2 separate regions of the Homo sapiens genome follow, and region 2 is linked to region 1. Evidence: chromatin loops called from intact Hi-C (ENCODE). Cell type or tissue: PC-9. All regions are shown on one strand. Links, peaks and the distances in the headings refer to the core of each region. The heading gives the core; the rest is flanking DNA. Region 1 overlaps ULK4 (unc-51 like kinase 4). Region 2 has its middle 28 kb from the start of ULK4.

Region 1 (9,260 bases), core at 4,010-6,509:
CTGAATGACTACTGGGTAAATAATGAAATGAAGGCAGAAATAAAGAAGTTCTTTGAAACCAATGAGAACAAAGATACAATGTACCAGAATCTCTGGGACACTGCTAAAGCAGTGTGTAGAGGGAAATTTACAGCACTAAATGCCCACAAGAGAAAGTAGGAAAGATCTAAAATTGACACCCTAACATCGCAATTAAAAGAACAAGAGAAGAGCAAACAAATTCAAAAACTAGCAGAAGACAAGAAATAACTAATTTCAGAGCAGAAATGAAGGAGATACAGACACGAAAAACCCTTCAAAAAAAAAATCAATGAATCTAGGAGCTGTTTTTTTTTAAATGATCAACAAAATACATAGACCACTAGCAAGACTAACAAAGAAAAGAAACAAACACAATAAAAAATGATAAAGGAGATATTACCACTGATCCCACAGAAATACAAAGGAACCATCAGAGAATACTATAAACACCTCTACACAAATAAACTAGAAAATCTCGAAGAAATGGATAAATTCCTGGACATATACATGCTCCCAAGTCTAAACCAGGAAGAAGTCAAATCCCTGAATAGACCAGTAACAAGTTCTGAAATTGAGGCAGTAATTAATAGCCTACCAATCAAAAAATGTCCAGGACCAGAAAGATTCACAGCCGAATTCGACCGGAGGTACAAAGAGGGGCTGATAACATCCCTTCTGAAACTATTACAAACAATATAAAAAGAGGGACTCCTGCTTACTAACTCATTTTATGAGGCCAGCATCATCCTGATACCAAAGCCTGACGGAGATATTAAAAAAAAAAAAATTTCAGGCCAATATCCCCGATAAACATCGATGTGAAAATCCTGAATAAAATACTGGCAAACTGAATCCAGCAGCACATCCAAAAGTTTATCCATCATGATCAAGTCAGCTTCATCCCTGGGATGCAAGGCTGGTTCAACATACACAAATCAATAAATGTAATCCATTACATAAACAAACCAATGACAAAAAACCACATGATTATCTCAATAGATGCAGAAAAGGCCTTCAACAAAATTCAACACCGCTTCATGCTAAAAACTCTCAATAAACTTGGTATTGATGGAACGTATCTCAAAATAATAAGAGCTATTTATGACAAACCCACAGCCAATATCATACGGAATGGACAAAAAAGGAAAGCATTCTCTTTGAAATCCGGCACAAGACAAGGATAACCTCTCTCACCATTCCTATTCAACATAGTATTGGAAGTTCTGGTCAGGGCAATCAGGCAAGAGAAAGAAATAAAGGGTATTCAAATAGGCAGAGAGGAAGTCAAATTGTCTCTGCAGATGACATGATTGTATATTTAGAAAACCCCATCGTCTCAGCCCAACATCTCCTAAAGCTGATAAGCAACTTCAGCAAAGTCTCAGGATACAACATCAATGTGCGAAAATCACCAGCATTCCTATACACCAATAACAAACAAACAGAGAGCCAAATTATGAGTGAACTCCCATTCACAACTGCTACAAAGAGAATAAAATACCTAGGAATCCAGCTTACAAGGGATGTGAAGGACCTCTTCAAGGAGACTACAAACCTCTGCTCAAAGAAATAAGAGAGGACACAAACAAATGGAAAAAAATTCTATCCTCATGGATAGAAAGAATCAAAATCATGAAAATGGCCATATTGCCCAAAGTAATTTATAGATTCAGAGCTATCCCCATCAAGCTACCATTGACTTTCTTCACAGAATTGGAAAAAACTACTTTAAATTTCATATGGAACCAAAAAAGAGCCCGCATAGCCAAGACTATCCTAAGCAAAAAGAACAAAGCTGGAGGCATCGCACTACCTAACCTCAAACTATACTACAAGGCCACAGTAACCAAAACAGTATGGTACTGGTACAAAAACAGATATATAGATCAATGGAACAGCACACAGACCTCGGAATAGAGATCTACAACCATCTGATCTTTGACAAACCTGACAAAAACAAGCAATGGGGAAAGGATTTCCTATTTAATAGGAAATCCTATTGTGTTGGGAAAACTGGCTAGCCATATGCAGAAAAATGAAACTGGACCCCTTCCTTATACTCTATACAAAAATTAATTCAAGATGGATTAAAGACTTAAATGTAAGACTTAAAACCATAAAAACTCTAGAAGAAAACCTAGGCAATACCATTCAGGATATAGGCATGGGCAAATACTTCATGACTAAAACACCAAAAGTAATGGCAGCAAAAGCCAAAATTGACAAATGGTATCTAATTAAACTAAAGAGCTTCTGCACAGCAAAATAAACTAGCATCAGAATGAACAGACAACTTACAGAATGGGAGAAAATTTTTGCAATCTACCCATCTGACAAAGTTCTAATATCCAGAGTCTACAAGAAATTTAAACAAATTTACAAGAAAAAAGCAAACAACCCCATCAAAAAGTGGGCAAAGGATATGAACAGACACTTCTCAAAATAAGACATTTATGCGGCCAACAAACATATGAAAAAAAGCTCACCAGCACTGATCATTACAGAAATGCAAATCAAAACCACAATGAGATACCGTCTCACACCAGTCAGAATGGCAATTATTAAAAAGTCAAGAAACAAAAATGCTGGCAAGGCTGTGGAGAAATAAGAATGCTTTTGGACTGTTGGTGGGAATGTAGATTGGTTCAACCATTGCGGAGGACAATTCCTCAGGGATCTAGAACCAGAAATACCACTTGACCCAGCAATCCCATTACTGGGTATACACCCAAAGGATTATAAATCATTCTACTATAAAGACATATGCACACGTATGTTTATTGCGGCACTATTCACAATAGCAAAGATGTGGAACCAACCCAAATGCCCATCAATGATAGACTGGATAAAGAAAATGTGGCACATATACACCACAGAATACTATGCAGCCATAAAAAAGGATGAGTTCATGTCCTTTGCAGGGACATGGATGAAGCTGGACGCCATCATTCTCAGCAAACTATCACAAGAACAGAAAACCAAACACCACATATTCTCACTCGTAAGTGGGAGTTGAACAATGAGAACACATGGACACAGGGAGGGGAACATCACACACCGGGGCCTGTCAGGGGGTAGGGGTCTAAAGGAGGGATAGCATTGGGAGGAATACCTAATGTAGATGACAGGTTGATGGGTGCAGCAAACCACCATGGCACATATATACCTATGTAACAAACCTGTATGTTCTGCACATGTACCCTAGAACTTAAAAAAAAAAAAAAAAAAGAAAGAAATATGTTTCAACTGCAGAATATCATTCACTCAACTAATTTCTATTGAGCCGCTAATGTGCCAGGCACCATTCCCTTCCTATGTGCTAATGAGTGCTCAGTAAAACATAAAGCTGAGGACGAAATACAGGTTTTGTTAAGGTTCCCCAGGCCTTACAGAGTAGATCCACATTGAATACTTTAGGCCATGGACAAAGCCATTCCTATGCCCAGACTATGTCTGCTGGTCATTACCATTTTCAATATCTTATTTGAGTGGCAAAACAAAAGACTGACATTGTCTCCTAAACACAGGACTTGGATGGTCCACAACTAGAGTTATGATCTTTAAGCTTTCCAGGTCCACATACCTTTGACTCTACTTTTCATGCTTTTCTTCAGGACATTTTCCCCATTATCACCTCCTCCTTCCTCTGCTGCCACCAAAGCAAAGAACTCTTCCAAATTTTCACCTTCCACTTTTGCCAAGCAAAAGTTGCTAAACTTCAGTGTGCCAGGCCCTTCCAAGAGTATCTATGAAGATCAAATAAATGTTTTCAGAAAAAAAATCAACTTAATTTGTACATATATCAGTACCTCTTATAATTGTACTAAAGAACTTTTCAGCATTGCTATTCTTTATCAGAACTCAGAAAAATAAATGCTTATAATTTTTTTAAAAGCTAAAGAAAAATAAATCCAACTTTTTAATAATCAAATAAAAAATTAAATTGTTCATTCTCAGATGTATATAATGAACACATCATATAACCATAGTGGAAAACTTCAGGTTTGGGGAAAGATTAACAACGATGAAAATAAAACAATCTGCCCTTGCCAACTCTCAGTGTCAGCTATAACAGGATTTGAAAACCCAACTGCCTGAGGTGTTGTTTATTCAAGTGAGGAAGCATAATGTAGCATTAAGATTAAAGTTGGAGATCTGGATTTTAGACCCAGGTCCACCATTTACTTGCTGTCTGACCTTAAAGAATTTATTTAACCTTTCTAATCCCCAATCTCTTCACCTGTAAAATGGGAAAAATAATACCTAACTCTTCAGACTGCTGTAAGGATTAATCGAAGTTATGCAAGTAAAGGGTTTGTAACAGTCACTGGCATGTGACAAGTGCTCAAGTCTGCTAATATAATTTGTGATTAGAATCTATGGATTGTTGAAAACATGCCAGTAACTAATGTTCTGTTACTTTTATTATTTCCCGTATTAAAAGTATTTCTACATAGGTACAATGGGTCAGGTGGCTTTGTGGTTTTTCAAGGCTATGTAGGGTCAAGTGCAGTGCCTCACACCTGTAATCCCAGCACTTTGGAAGGCTGAGGCAGGCAGATCACCTAGGGCCAGGAGTTCAAGACCAGCCTGGCCAACATGGTGAAACCTTATCTCTACTCAAAATACAAAAATTAGCTGGGCATGGTGGCAGGCACCTATAATCCCAGCTACTCAGGAGGCTGAGGCACGAGAATCGCTTGAACCTGGGAGGCAGAGGTTGCAGTGAGCCAAGGTTGCGCCACCGCACTCCAGCCTGCATGAGAGCGAGACCCTGTCTAAAATAAAATAAATAAAATAAAGGCAATGTGAAGTTAACTCTTAACTTCTAGTCACAAATACATACTAAGGATGTCTGTTGGTCTACAACAGTGGCTTTTAAACTTGTGTGAGCATCAGAATCCCCTGGAAGACTTGTTAAAGCACAGACTACCAGTCACTACCCCCAGAGTTTCTGATTCAACAGGTCTGGATGGGGCCCATTTCTACCAAGTGCCAGGTCAACCTAATGCTGCTGGTCCAGAGGACCACTGGCAGGGATCAGCAAACTTTTTTGTTGTTGGTAAAGAGCCAGCTAGTAAATATTTTAGACTTTACGAGCCATACAGTCTTTTGTACTTCAATGTCATTTCATTTCAATGGAATCTCATACTTCAATTATGTTGTTGCACAATGGTAGCCACTGACATTACATAAACCAAAGGTTGTGGCTGTGTTCCAGTGAAAGTTTATATACAAAAATAGGAATCCTGCCCAACCTTCGCTAACCCCTGTTCTAGAACACAAGTTTAGGTTACAAAGCAGCCTGAATTTTTCAGATCATAACAGCTGATAATAAATCTCATTAAACAACTCCCGGATAGATATCAGCAAACTACAGCCTCTGGGACAAACCCTGGCCACTGCCTTGTACAGCTATGAACTAAGAGTGTTGGATTTTTTTTTTAAGCCGTATCTGAAAACTGCCACACACAAAAAATTAATAAAAAAAAAATAATGTGGTTTTTAGCCAGGCATGGTGGCTCACGCCTGTAATCCCAGCACTTTGGGAAGCCAAGGCAGTAGGATCACCTGAGGTCAGGAGTTTGAGACCAGCCTGGCCAACACGGTAAAACCCCGTCTCTACTAAAAATACAAAAATTTGCCACACACCTGTAGTCCCAGCTACTTGGGAGGCTAAGGCAGGAGAATCGCTTGAACCTGGCATGCTGAGTTTGCAGTGAGTTGAGATCACACCACTGCACTCCAGCCTGGGCAACAGAGTGAAACTGTGTCTCAAAAAAAATAATAATAAAATAAAAAAATTTTAAAAATGTGGTTTTTATATTTCTAAATGGCTGAGAAACAAATCAAAATAATATTTCTAGACATGTAACAATGAATTACATGAAATCCACATTTCCATATCCATAAATGAAGTTACTGAAATACAGCCACATCCAGGTATTTACAAATTGTCTACAGCTGCTTTCAGCACTACAATGACAGTTGAGTAGCTGCAGACTTGAGGCACATACATGATAATTTCAAACAAGAACTACAATTCATTATACAGGATTTTATGGAGTTTTCTTTTTTAGGTTTAATTATATTCTCATACAGATGGCCTGCAAAAATAAAATTCTTAAATGAAATATCCAGCTTTTTCTTTCCTTGGCACATATTAAAGAAAAAGTAAAAACTCAGACCAGTAATATGTACAATTCCTCAGAGGATGTACTTATAAACACAATAACTGACATCACTGTGAGCACACTACTTACCAAAAAGTATCCTAGAAACTTAACCTAAATATAATAGGTAATCCTCACAAATATCTTGAAAAATCTATCTCCATGTGACAAAGAAACTAAGGCAAAGAGAAGCAGGGTAATTTGTCCGGGTTCACATGGCTTCTAAGTGTTAGTGTTGATTGCAACTCAGAAACCAAGTAGGTTTCATGACTCTACTATACTGAAGCACATTTAGTTATGGATAATTAATTTTACCAAAAGAGAAAATATTTGATCCATAATATCAGGAATCATACACATATAGCCAAGAATGCCACTATCAAACTAAAATAATGGTTCATAAATGTGTACAATGACTTAAGAGCTAAGAGGGCCTTATCTTATAGACATATTGGGTTCATCATTTACAATATAGGTTAGTGCATTAAGTAATTACTCAAAGAGCTCTGAAAGGGAGACTTCACATTCAAAAAGCAACTTAGGCAGCTAAAATACTGTACCATATATTTCCTTTTATTTATTAATTTTTTTTTTTTTTTTTTTTTGAAATGGAGTCTCGCTCTGTCACCCAGGCTGGAGTGCAGTGGCATCAGCTCACTGCAACCTCTGCCTCCCGGATTCAAGCAATTCTCCCTGCCTCGGCCTCCCAAGTAGATGGAATTACAGGCGCTCACCACCATGCCCAGCTATTTTTTGTGTTTTTATTTATTTATTTATTTTTTTTTTTTTTTTTTTTTTTTTTTTTTTTTTTTGAGACGGAGTCTTGCTCTGTTGCTAGGCTGGAGTGCAGTGGCACGAACTCAGCTCACTGCAGCCTCTGCCTCCCAGGCTGAAGCAATTCTCCTGCCTCAGCCTCTCAGATAGTTGGGACTACAGGAGCGCACCACCACGCCCAGCTAAATTTGTATTTTTTTTTTAGTTGAGATGGGGTTTCACCATGTTGGCCAGGATGGTCTCCATCTCTTGACCTCGTGATCCGCCCGCCTCAGCCTCCCAATGTGATGGGATTATAGGCGTGAGCCACCGCGCCTAGCCTTTTATGTTTTTAGTAAAGATGGGGTTTCATCATGTTGGCCAGGCTGGTCTCGAACTCCTGACCTCAAGTGATCCGCCCGCCTCAGCCTCCCAAAGTGCTAGGATTACAGGCATGAGCCACCGTGCCCTGCCTCCTTTTATTTTAAAAAAAGATTAACTAAAATTTCAAGATATTCTATACCAAAATTTTATCCAAAAATAACAACATCTTTGAGAAAGCACTCTAATTTGAGACAGAAGCAGTTAGAAAATCAAAAACTTTCATGAATTACCTTCCTAGGAGAAATGTCACAAAAGAGAATGCCAAGTTTATGAAGATGATGTAATCCACTAATCAGGTCAATTCCAAATTCTCTCACAACATCTTCTGGGAGGTTTTCATCTTGAGCAATAACTGTTTTTAAGGAACCACCTGCAAGAGGTTGATTAAAATCACCCATTTCAACCCCCTACCATCACAGAGTGCCCCTGAGAGGTTCCACGCTGACAGATACGAACATTAAAAAATGATCAAGACAGTAAACGCTGACAGCCTGGTCAAGGAACACACATGTGAGTAAATACAGTGGCCCGAGCACTGCAACAGAAGTCTATGCCCAAGCACCAGAGACAGATTCAGGAAAGTGCCTGCTCCCTATGGATGAATGGTGAGAAGCAAGCAGGTAAGATGAAAGGATAATAACCCTAACAGCTATAAATACTAATGGTAAATACCCCAAAACTGTGCACTTAAATCACATTATGCAAAGTATAGTATCGTTTACTGTTGTGCAGTCAGGTCACATTCTGCAAAGTACTGCATGGCAAAAAAGACTATGCCTTTCCTTAACAGATAATCACAACCCTTAGCACGCGCCATTGATGAAATAAAAGGCCAAAGTCAGGCACATTGAGAATCCCATTGCTATATTCTTCCAAGGTCCCAGTTACTTCTCTACCATCTAAGTGCCAGAAATAAACTTTTTTTTAAAGGGTCAAGATTACAACAGCCAATCCATCAACAGATGAATGGATAAAGAAAATATGATACATATACACAATGGAGTACTATTCAGCCATAAAAAAGAGATTTTGTCATTTGCAACAACACAGTTGGAACTGGAGGTCATTATGTTAAGTGAAATAAGCCAGGCACAGAAAGACAAACATCGCATGTCCTCACTCATTTGTGGGAGCTGAAAATTAAAACAATTGGAATCATGGAGATAGAGAACAGAAGAATGGCTACCAGAGGTTGGGAAGGATAGTGGGGAGGTGGTGGGGGAGTGGGGATGGTTAATGGGTACAAATAAATAGTAAGAATGAATAAAAACTAGTATTTGATAGTACAACAAGTAGCTAAAGTCAATAATAACTGTACATTTTAAAATAACTAAAAGAATATAATTGGATTGTAACACAAAGGATAAACGCTTGAGGAAATGGATACCCCATTTACCCTGATGTGCTTATTACACACTGCATGCCTGTACCAACTATCTCATGTGCCCCATAAATATTAATACACACACATACTATATACCTACAAAAATTAAATATTAATACAACAGCCAAATTCAGTAAAAGTAAAGTTTCTGCTGGCATTGAAAAGTTGAATATGAATTACTATGATGAAGGGAAGAGGTATTTGGGGTTTTATTTTGTTTTGGTGGGTGACGTGCAGTTACAAACGTAGGCATGTTTTACAGTTAGGATATTACATCTGGTCAGAGATCAGAAACAACAGCTGAAGCAAAAAACTAATTCCAGGACTGTGTCTTGATAACCTTGTCCATGTGTACATCCATGGAAGTAATCAACCATAATCCTGTCCTATTGATTCAGAAAAATAAAATCAAATAAGTTATTAATCCAAATTACTTCTTTAAGTTTTATAAATTCTAAGTATCAATATAAGTTAGATGCATAAAGCTAGTAATAATTATATCAATATTCAATTATCCTTTATTGTTACTCAATGTATAAACAGAA
Region 2 (9,260 bases), core at 4,466-6,965, 58 kb after region 1:
GTTTGTAATCCCAGCACTTTGGGAGGCCTAGGCAGGTGGATCACTTGAGGTCAGGAGTTCGAGACCAGCCTCACTAACATGATGAAACCCCATCTCTACTAAAAATACAAAACAAAATTAGCTGGGCATAGTGGTGGGCACCTGTAATCCCAGATAGTCCAGAGGCTGAGGCAGGAGAATTGCTTGAATCCGGGAGGTGGAGGTCGCAGTGAGCCGAGATTGTGCCACTGCACTCCAGTCTGGGCAACAGAGCGAGACTCTGTGTCAACAAAAAAAAAAAAGAAAGAAAGAAAGAATGCCAAATGTTCATAGGTCCCTGAACCAGAGAGATTCTTCAGCTTTCCCAAACTAATGAGCAAATAGCTCTGTGATTTGGTCCACATGCTCCAGTGGAGGCTCTGGTAATTAGGTGTCCATATCAGATCCACGTAGATCCTGTGGCCTACCCTGATGGCACTATCACAAGAGTGGCCTCTGTGATTTTGAGTGGAGAAGGCTGTCTTCATCAAGTAACTTCCTTTGAGAAACAGTTTTGTTGTTGTTATAATTGTTCTATTTTATTATTCATTATTGTTGTTAATCTCTTACTGTGCCTAATTTATAAAATTAAATTTTTCATAGGTATGTATGTATAGGAAAGAACATAGTATATATAGAGTTCAGTACTACCTGTGGTTTCAAGTATCCACTGGGGGTCTTGGAACATATTCCTGATGGATAAGAGGAGGACTACAATACATTGTTATTAACTATTCTTACCATGTTGTACAAAGATCTTTTAACTTATTCCCCCTGCCTAACTGAAATTTTGTATCTTTTGCCTATGTCACCAATCTCCCATTCCAGCACCCCAGATGCTAGTAACTACCATTCTACTCTCTGCTTCTATATTCAACTTGAGGAACAGTGCTTGCCTTGTTAGAGGGGCCTGGTAGATACCATAGACATCAAGTGCCCTTGGGATATGAGCTGCTTATCATGAACTGAGTTAAAAGAGCCACCAAGCCATAAAGATGGGTGAGCCCAATGTTACCACATCATTAATTGCAGGCCCTACAGGTACTGGTAAGTTGCCGGAGCAGGTTGTTTACATTTCCAGCATGCCTGCTCTTGATGCACATCCACCCCTTCCTAACCTACAGCTTTTCCCTCATGGGGAGTTCCCTTTGACCACTTGACTAAAGGAAGAAAAATTTAAGCCTGGCTTGTAACTCACTCTGCAATGTTTCTTGGAACCAACCAGAAGTGTACTGCGTTACCATTGCAAGCACAGAAGAGAAAGAGACAGCCTGGGCAACATGATGAAACCCCGTCTCTACAAAAAATACGAAAAATTAGCCTGGCATGGTAGCGTGCACCTGTAGTCCCAGCTATTTGGGAGGCTGAGGTGGGAGGATCACTTGACCCCAGGAGGTGGAGGCTGCAGGGAGCTGAGATCACACCAGTGCACTTCAGCCTGGGTGACCCAGTGAGATCCTGTCTCAAAAAAAAAAAAAAAAAAAAAAAAAAGAGAGAGAGCGAATGAGATGGCCATTGAAGACTAAAGGAAAGAAAATCCTTTCAGTGAGGGGATTTTGAATAGCAAATCCACTTTCCTGGATGAGAGAAGGTCTGAGGTAAAGAGCAGCATGATTTATAGGCAGGGACTAACATCCAGAAGAAATGGAAGCCTCTAGGCCATTATTCCTCTCTTGTATTTCTATCCTGAAACAGTCTGTACAGCACTCTCCCACACACCCTTCCACTGTGTCTCCCTTCCACCATGCCCTCTGGACTCAGTCTGTCATGAGACAAATCTACTGGACATTCACTGAAGACACTGCTTCTCCTACAACTCTCTCATGCCATGGCTATTTTTTCACCTACACCACAAATGATTTTTTTCACTCTCCATCACTCCCTCGTTTTTACTTCCCCATAGCACTAAAATCGCTCTCCTCTGTATACTACCTTCCCCTTCTCATTCTTCATTAAACTCGTCTGATCAAACACAATGTTGGTTAAACTCCACTCCTCTCCTCCCTTCTGTGCCAACATAGGAGCAGAAGATGGCGGCTGGAGGAAAACACACAGCCCTGCTGACCTAGGCCTTCCTTAGATTTGTAACCCACAGCTCGCAAATGGCTTCTCAGGCCTCCACATTTTCTTAGACAATTTACTTTCTTCCGGTCTGAGCTGACTATTTCACAACTTCTCTCTCCTTTAACCTCTGGTAGTCTCATCCCTTCCCCCATTCTCCCCAGGATTATTAAGTCAATCCATTTACATGCATCTGAACCCACAAACTGTCTTTCCTCAGATACGATGGATGGTCTGCTCCTATTTAAGGGTAGCCCCTCCACTTGTTCCCTGGATCCATCCCCTTTCATCCGCACATGACCTTTGTTGTTCCAATGCCCCTCTTGAGTCATCAATGGTTCCTTTGGCATTAACCTGATGTATCTTAAATTGTCTTTTGTTAGATGTAATTTCATAAAAATAAATTAGAAAATTTGATGAAATGGATCTATTTTTAGCAAAATTCAAATTAACAAAATGGACACAAAAAGAGATAGGAAATCAAAAATAAAACAATACCCATAGAAGAAACTGAAAAATCTGTGAAAGATCTCCAGCCCCACAAAAAAGCCATATCAAGATAGAAAGCCATGTCAGGGGGAGTTTTGTCAACACAGTTTCACTAATAATATGTACATTTTAGCTAACTTGTCATAAAAGTCTTCTTATCTTTTAGAGATACACATTGAAATATTTACTTTTTTTTTTTTTTTTTTTTTTGGAGACAAAGTCTCACTCTACCACTCTATTGCCCAGGCTGGAGTGTGCTGGCATGATCTTGGCTCACTGCAACCTCTGCCTCCCAGGTTTAAGTGATTCTCCCGCCTCAGCCTCCCAAGTAGCTGGAATTGCAGGCACGCGCCACCATATCCGGCTAATTTTTGTATTTTTAGTAGAGATGGGGTTTCACCATGTTGATCAGGCTGGTCTTGAACTACTGACCTCAAGTGATCCACCTGCCTTGGCCTCCCAAAGTTCTGGGATTACAGGCATGGGATACCGCTCCTGGCTGCATTGATATATTTATGAATAAAATATGATGTCTGGGATTGGGATTTACTTCCAAACAATCCAAGGGATGAGGGACTTGAGTGAGGATTGAGATAGACTGACTTTGCGTTGATAATTCTTGAAGCTAGTGATGAATACATGAGGGCTCCTTATATAATTTGTTTTTGGTTTTTGAGACAAGAGTCTCACTCTGTCACCCAGGCTAAGAGTGCAGTGGTGTGACCTCCCAGGGTCAGGTGATCCTCCCACCTCAGCCTCTGGGTATCTGGGTAGCTGGGACTACAGGCTATGCTACCAAACCTGGCTAATTTTTTTTTTTTTAATTCTTTGTAGGGACGGAGTTTCCGCACATTGCCTAGGCTGGTCTAGAACTCCTAGATTCAAGTGATTCTCCCACCTTGCCTCCAAAGTGCTGAGATTACAGGTGTGAGCCACTGCACCCAGCCCTTTTTTTTTTTGAGAGGGAGTTTCGCTCTTGTTACCCAGTGCAATGGGGTGATCTCGGCTCACTGCAACCTCTGCCTCCCAGGTTCAAATGATTCTCCTGCCTCAGCCTCCCGAGTAACTGGGATTACAGGCACACACCACCATGTCTGGCTAATTTTGTATTTTTAGTAGAGACGGGATTTCTGCATATTGGTCAGGTTGGTGTTGAACTCCTGACCTCAGGTGATTCTCCTGCCTTGGCCTCCCAAAGTGCTGGGATTACAGGTGTGAGCTACCGCGCCCAGCCCTTTTTTAAAGAAATTTAGAGAAGAGGTCTTGTTACATTGCCCAGGGTAGAGTGCAGCGGCTATTCACAAGCGCAATCGTAGTGACTACAGCCTGGAATGCCTGAGCTCATGCGATCCTCCTGCCTCAGCCTTCCAAGTAGCTGGAACTACAGGCACAGGCCACCATGTCTAGCTATGTAATTATATATAATATGTATTTACATTTAATTTAATATAATAATTTATATAATATATAAATTATATATTATATATGAATGTATATATAATGTATATAGGTATTATATATAATGTTTATATAATATATAAATATTATATATAATGTATATATAATATACAAATATACACATATGTGTGTGCTTGTGTGTGTGTGTATATTTTTTTTTCCCTTGAGATGGAGGTCTTGGTCTGTTGCCCAGGCTGTAGTGCTAATGCAGTGGCATGATCATAGCTCTCTGCAGCCTCCAAACCCTGGGCTCAAGGAATTCTTCTACTCAGTCTCCTGGAGGAGCTGGGACTACGTGTACCATCATGCCTGGTTAATTTCTTTCTTTCTTTCTTTCTTTTCTTTCTTTTCTTTCTTTCCTTTCTTCTTTCTTTTTTTTTCTTTTTCTTTTTTTTGTAGAGATGGGGGTCTCGCCATGTTGACCAAGCTGGTCTTGAACTCCTGGCCTTAAGCAATCCTCCCACCTTGGCCTCCCAAAGTGCTGGGATTACACGTGTGAGCCACCATGCTTGGCTGTGATTCTATTTTTAAGTTTGAATTTTTTTTCATAATAAAAAGCTTTTAAAAAACTGCTGAATGTATTGGTGAGGTTGTTAATCTTGGAAAATCAAAGGATGAGATAAGGACCCTAGAGATACAATATCAGGATCATCTCTTTAAAAAGAGGTAGAAGGCTGGGCACGGTGGCTCATGCCTGTTATCCTAGTACTTTGGGAGGTTGAGGCAGGCGGATCCCTTGAGTTCACCAGTTCGAGAGCAGCCTAGGCAACATGGGGAAACCCCATCTCTACTAAAAATACAAAAATTAGCCAGGCATGGTGGTGCACACCTGTAGTCCCAGCTATTTAGAGGCTGAGGTGGGAAGATCCTTTGAGCCCAGGAGGCAGAAGTTGGAAAGAGCCGAGATTGGGCCACTGCACTTTAGCCTGAGCAACAGAGCGAGACTCTGCCAAAAAAAAAAGGAAGAAGGTCAGGCACAGTCGCTCACGCACTTTGGGAAGCCAAGGCAGGCGGATCACTTAGGGCCAGGATTTCAAGACCAGCCCAGCCAACCTGATGAAACTCCATCTCTACTAAAAATACAAAAATTAGCTGGGTGTGGTGGTGCTCATCTTTAGTCCTGGCTATTCGGATGGCTGAAGCACAAGAATCGCTTGAACCCAGGAGGCGTGGCTGCAGTGAGCAGAGATCTTGCCATTGCACTCCAGCCTGGGAGACAGAGCAAGACTCTGTCCCCACACCCCCTAACCAAAAAATAAAAATAAAAAAAAGGAACACTTAGAGAATCTTTTCTGTGGACTACATACTTCCCAGGATTTTCCCGAGAACCCATGTTACGGTAGACACCATATGATTAATACAACTTCTTAAGGTTTTCTTCCAGTAAAACAGTTTCTATTTGAATTATTTAGGAACCCAAAGAATCTGGACTACTAAGAAGTAGAGAAAATAGTGCCCTGCTAGATATAAAACTAAATTCTCACAGATATATTATTCTGTTTTCAACTCTCAGTTCTGTGCAGTTGTTGTAGTTGTCTATTCCTATGACAGAAATAATCCTTTAATTACTGTGACTTTATGTTACATTTTGCTTTCTGGTCAGGAGTGGTACCAGTTGATTTTTAAAAATAGTCTTAGATATTCGTATGTATGAATTCTTCCACAGCAATTTTAGAATACATTGTCATTTCCTTAAAATAAAATTTCTTTTTCATTTGGTTGGAATTACATAAAATTCACTGATTAATTTGGGGGTAAATGACATATCACAACATCGAGTCTTTCTATCTGGTGAACTTGTAATTACTATCCTCAGGTCTTAGTCAATTCTAATTAAACATGACAGCCTGATATTAGCTGTGCTTGGGTAGACAGTTGTGGGGCCTTGAAGTGGCATAGATTGAAAAGATGTGCAGAGGCAAGAAACCTGCAATGAGTCATTTAGTGGCCCGAGGCAAGAGGTGACAAGAATAAGGGAATGGATTTTTGGAAAACGTAAACATTTTTCAAAATCCTCAGATTTACTGGGGCAAAGGGTGGAATGAACTGCAATCAGGCCTGATAAGGACCCAGGTTGTGTGTGAGCTGACTGAGAAACACAAGAATAGAGATGTTAAGGATAACATGCTTTAGTAATAGAGTCACCTATGCTTTCTTTTTCTTTTTTGCCTTTATTTACTGTGCATTCTTTTGTTATATTTTTGCCCTTCCCACAATTTTCAAATTTCAAAAAATCACGTTCTTTCTGATGTGTTTTTGTAAATTAATTCTGTGGAGTGGCCGGGCACGCCGTGGCTCATGCCTGTAATCCCGGCACTTTGGGGGGCCAAGGTGGATGGATCACCTGGGGTCAGGAGCTCAAGATCAGCCTGGACAAGATGGTGAAACCCCCGTCTCTACTAAAAATACAAAAAAATTAGCCGGGCGTGGCGGCGGTCGCCTGTAATCCCAGCTACTTGGGAGGCTGAGGCAGAGAATTGCTTAAGCCTGGGACGCGGAGGCTGAGGCTGCACTGAGCCGAGATCGCGCCACGGCTCTCCAGCCAGGGCGACAGAGCAAGACTCCATTTCAAAAAAATAAAAAATAGCCGGGCGCGGTGGCTCACGCCTGTAATCCCAGCACTTTGGGAGGCCGAAGCGGGCGGATCACAAGGTCAGGAGACCGAGACCATCCTGGCTAACACAGTGAAACCCCGTCTCTACTAAAAATACAAAAAATTAGCCGGGCGTGGTGGCGGGCGCCTATAGTCTCAGCTACTCGGGAGGCTGAGGCAGGAGAATGGCGTGAACCCGGGAGGCGGAGCTTGCAGTGCGCCACTGCACTCCGGCCTGGGCGACGAGCGAGACTCCGTCTCAAAAATAAATAAATAAAAAATAAAAATAAAAATAAATAAAAAATAAAAAAAAATTCTATGGAGCTACATTTTCTTTCTTCCCCTACCCCCACCCCCACACTCTGAGAGCCTTCTCCCTCTCTCTATTTTGACCAGGGTCTCACTCTGTCACCCAGGCTGGAGTGGAGTGGCACGATCACGGCTCACCTGCAGCCTCTAACGCCTGGGCTCAAGCAATTCTTCCACCTCAGGCTCCTGAGTGGCCGGGACTACAGGCAATTGTCACCACGCCTGGCTAGTTTTTGTATTTTTTGTGGAGATGGGGGGTCTCTCCATGTTGTTCAGGCCGGTCTCAAGCTCCTGAGCTCAACTGATCCACCCGCCTCAGCCTGCCAGACTGCTGGGATTACAGGCATGTGCCACAGTGCCCAGCGAGGCCTTCTCTTTCTTTTTTTTTAAATTTAATTTAATTTTTTTTTTTTTTGAGACGGAGTTTCGCTCTATCGCCCAGGCTGGAATGCAGTGGCGTGATCTCGGCTCACTGCAAGCTCCATCTCCCGGGTTCACACCATTCTCCTGCCTCAGCCTCCCAAGTGGCTGGGACTACATGCACCCGCCACCATGCCCGGCTAATTGTTTTGTATTTTTAGTAGAGATGGGGTTTCAGTGTGATAGCCAGGATGGTCTTGATCTCCTGACCTTGTGATCCACCTGCCTCGGCCTCCCAAAATGCTGGGATTACAGGTGTGATCCACCACTCCCGGTCTCAAGCCTTCTCTTTCTAAAGGAGAATTTAACCTTTTAATATTTACTATAACCATTGATAACTCATTGGCCTTATTCTTGTCATATTTCATGTTTTGACTATATTATGCTTTATCAGTTTCTCCTCTATTGATTTAGGTGTCCTATAACAATTTCAGTTAACACCTAATATCTAAAAAAATTATATTTCTCCATAAAAACTATACACAGCACAGGATGAAACCTACATTTATTTATTTATTTATTTATTTATTTAGTTAGTTAGTTAGTTAGTTAGTTAGTTAGTTATAGAGGTTCTTGCTCTGTTACCCAGGCTGGAGTTCAGTGGCACAATCATAGCTCACTGTAGCCTCGACCTCCAGGCCTCAATCGATCCTCCCATCTCGGCCTCCCGAGTAGCTGGGACTATAGGTACGCACCACCACACCTGGCTAATTTTTGTATTTTTGGTAGAGACAGGGTTTTGCCATGTTGCCCAGGCCGGTCTCGAACTCCTGGCCTCAAGTGATCTGTCCGCCTTGGCCTCCCAAAGTGCTGGGATTGCAAGCATGAGCCTCCACGCCCGGGTGAAACCTCTCAATTTACCTCGTTTCTCCATCCTCTTCCTTCTCCTATGACTTCCCAGATTTTGTAGAAATAGCATATTTTAACTTGAAATTATATTTACTTTTTATACTTAAACATTTCTTTAGTAACCAATTCATTAACTATCTTCATCATATTACAAATTATTTAAACTTTTTCTTTTAAAAATATTTAACCACTATACTATGAGGAACAAATTATTTAAACTTTATTTTATTTTATTTTATTTTATTTTTTGAGATGGAGTCTCCTTCTGTTGCCCAGGCTGGAGTGCAATGGCATGATCTTGGCTCACTGCAGCCTCTGCCTCCCGGGTTCAAGTGATTCTCTCACCTCTGCCTCTGGAGTAGCTGGTACTACAGGCATGTGCCACCACGCCCAGCTAATTTTTACATTTTTAGTAGAGACAGAGTTTCACCATGTTGGTCAGGCTGGTCTCAAACCCCTGACCTCAAGTGATCCATCAGCCTTGACCTCCCAAAGTGCTGGGATTACAGGTGTGAGCCACCATGCCTGGCCAAATTATTTAAACTTTAAATCATACTGGTTTCAATGTTTATCACTATTTTTAAAATAAACCTTTTATATTAGAATAATTTTAGATTCACAGAAAAATTAAAAAGATAATACAAATTGTCTCCATATGCCCCACGCCCAGTTTCCCCTACTATTAACCTCTTACATTAGTATGGTACATTTGTCATAATTAATGAACATATACTGATGCTTGTTATTAATGATAGTCCTCATTTTGTTCATATTTACTTAGTTGTTACTGAATGTCCTTTTTCTGTTCCAGGATCCCATCCAGGATACCCCATTACATTTAATCATCTTGTCTCTTTGGGTTCTGCCTCTGACAGTCTTTCATACTTTCCTAGTTTCTGATGACCTTTCAATTTTGAGAATTGCTGATCAGGTATTTTTAGACTGTCACTTAATTGGTATTTGTCTGATCTTTTTCTCATAACCAGACTGGGGCTATTGGTTTTGGGGAGGAGGAGCATGGAGATAAAGGAGATAAAGTGCCATTCCCATCACATACTACTAA

What was found. A loop is a pair of places that touch in the nucleus more often than their neighbours do. Peaks named below come from ENCODE experiments on the same cell type or tissue, not always from the same donor. Only the 100,000 strongest peaks of a DNase experiment are listed, where the experiment ranks them.
Region 2: a loop joins it to region 1, with 10 times the contacts of the local background. A loop is called at or near these places in 1 of 110 quality-filtered maps.

Annotation. Positions count from the first base shown.
Region 1 is chr3:41,928,240-41,937,499 of GRCh38, forward strand. It overlaps ULK4 (unc-51 like kinase 4), which reads right to left. Exons shown (of 37, transcript NM_017886.4): 4 at 7,562-7,701; 5 at 3,605-3,767. Among named protein-coding and RNA genes, the nearest start is that of ULK4, 29 kb to the right of the region's middle. RefSeq lists a silencer at 6,344-6,544. In PC-9, for the core only: no CTCF peak of the experiment used is centred there; DNase peaks (open chromatin) are centred at 4,432 and 5,222.
Region 2 is chr3:41,985,656-41,994,915 of GRCh38, forward strand. No RefSeq gene overlaps it. Among named protein-coding and RNA genes, the nearest start is that of ULK4, 28 kb to the left of the region's middle. In PC-9, for the core only: no CTCF peak of the experiment used is centred there; a DNase peak (open chromatin) is centred at 6,026; H3K27ac peaks cover 768 bases.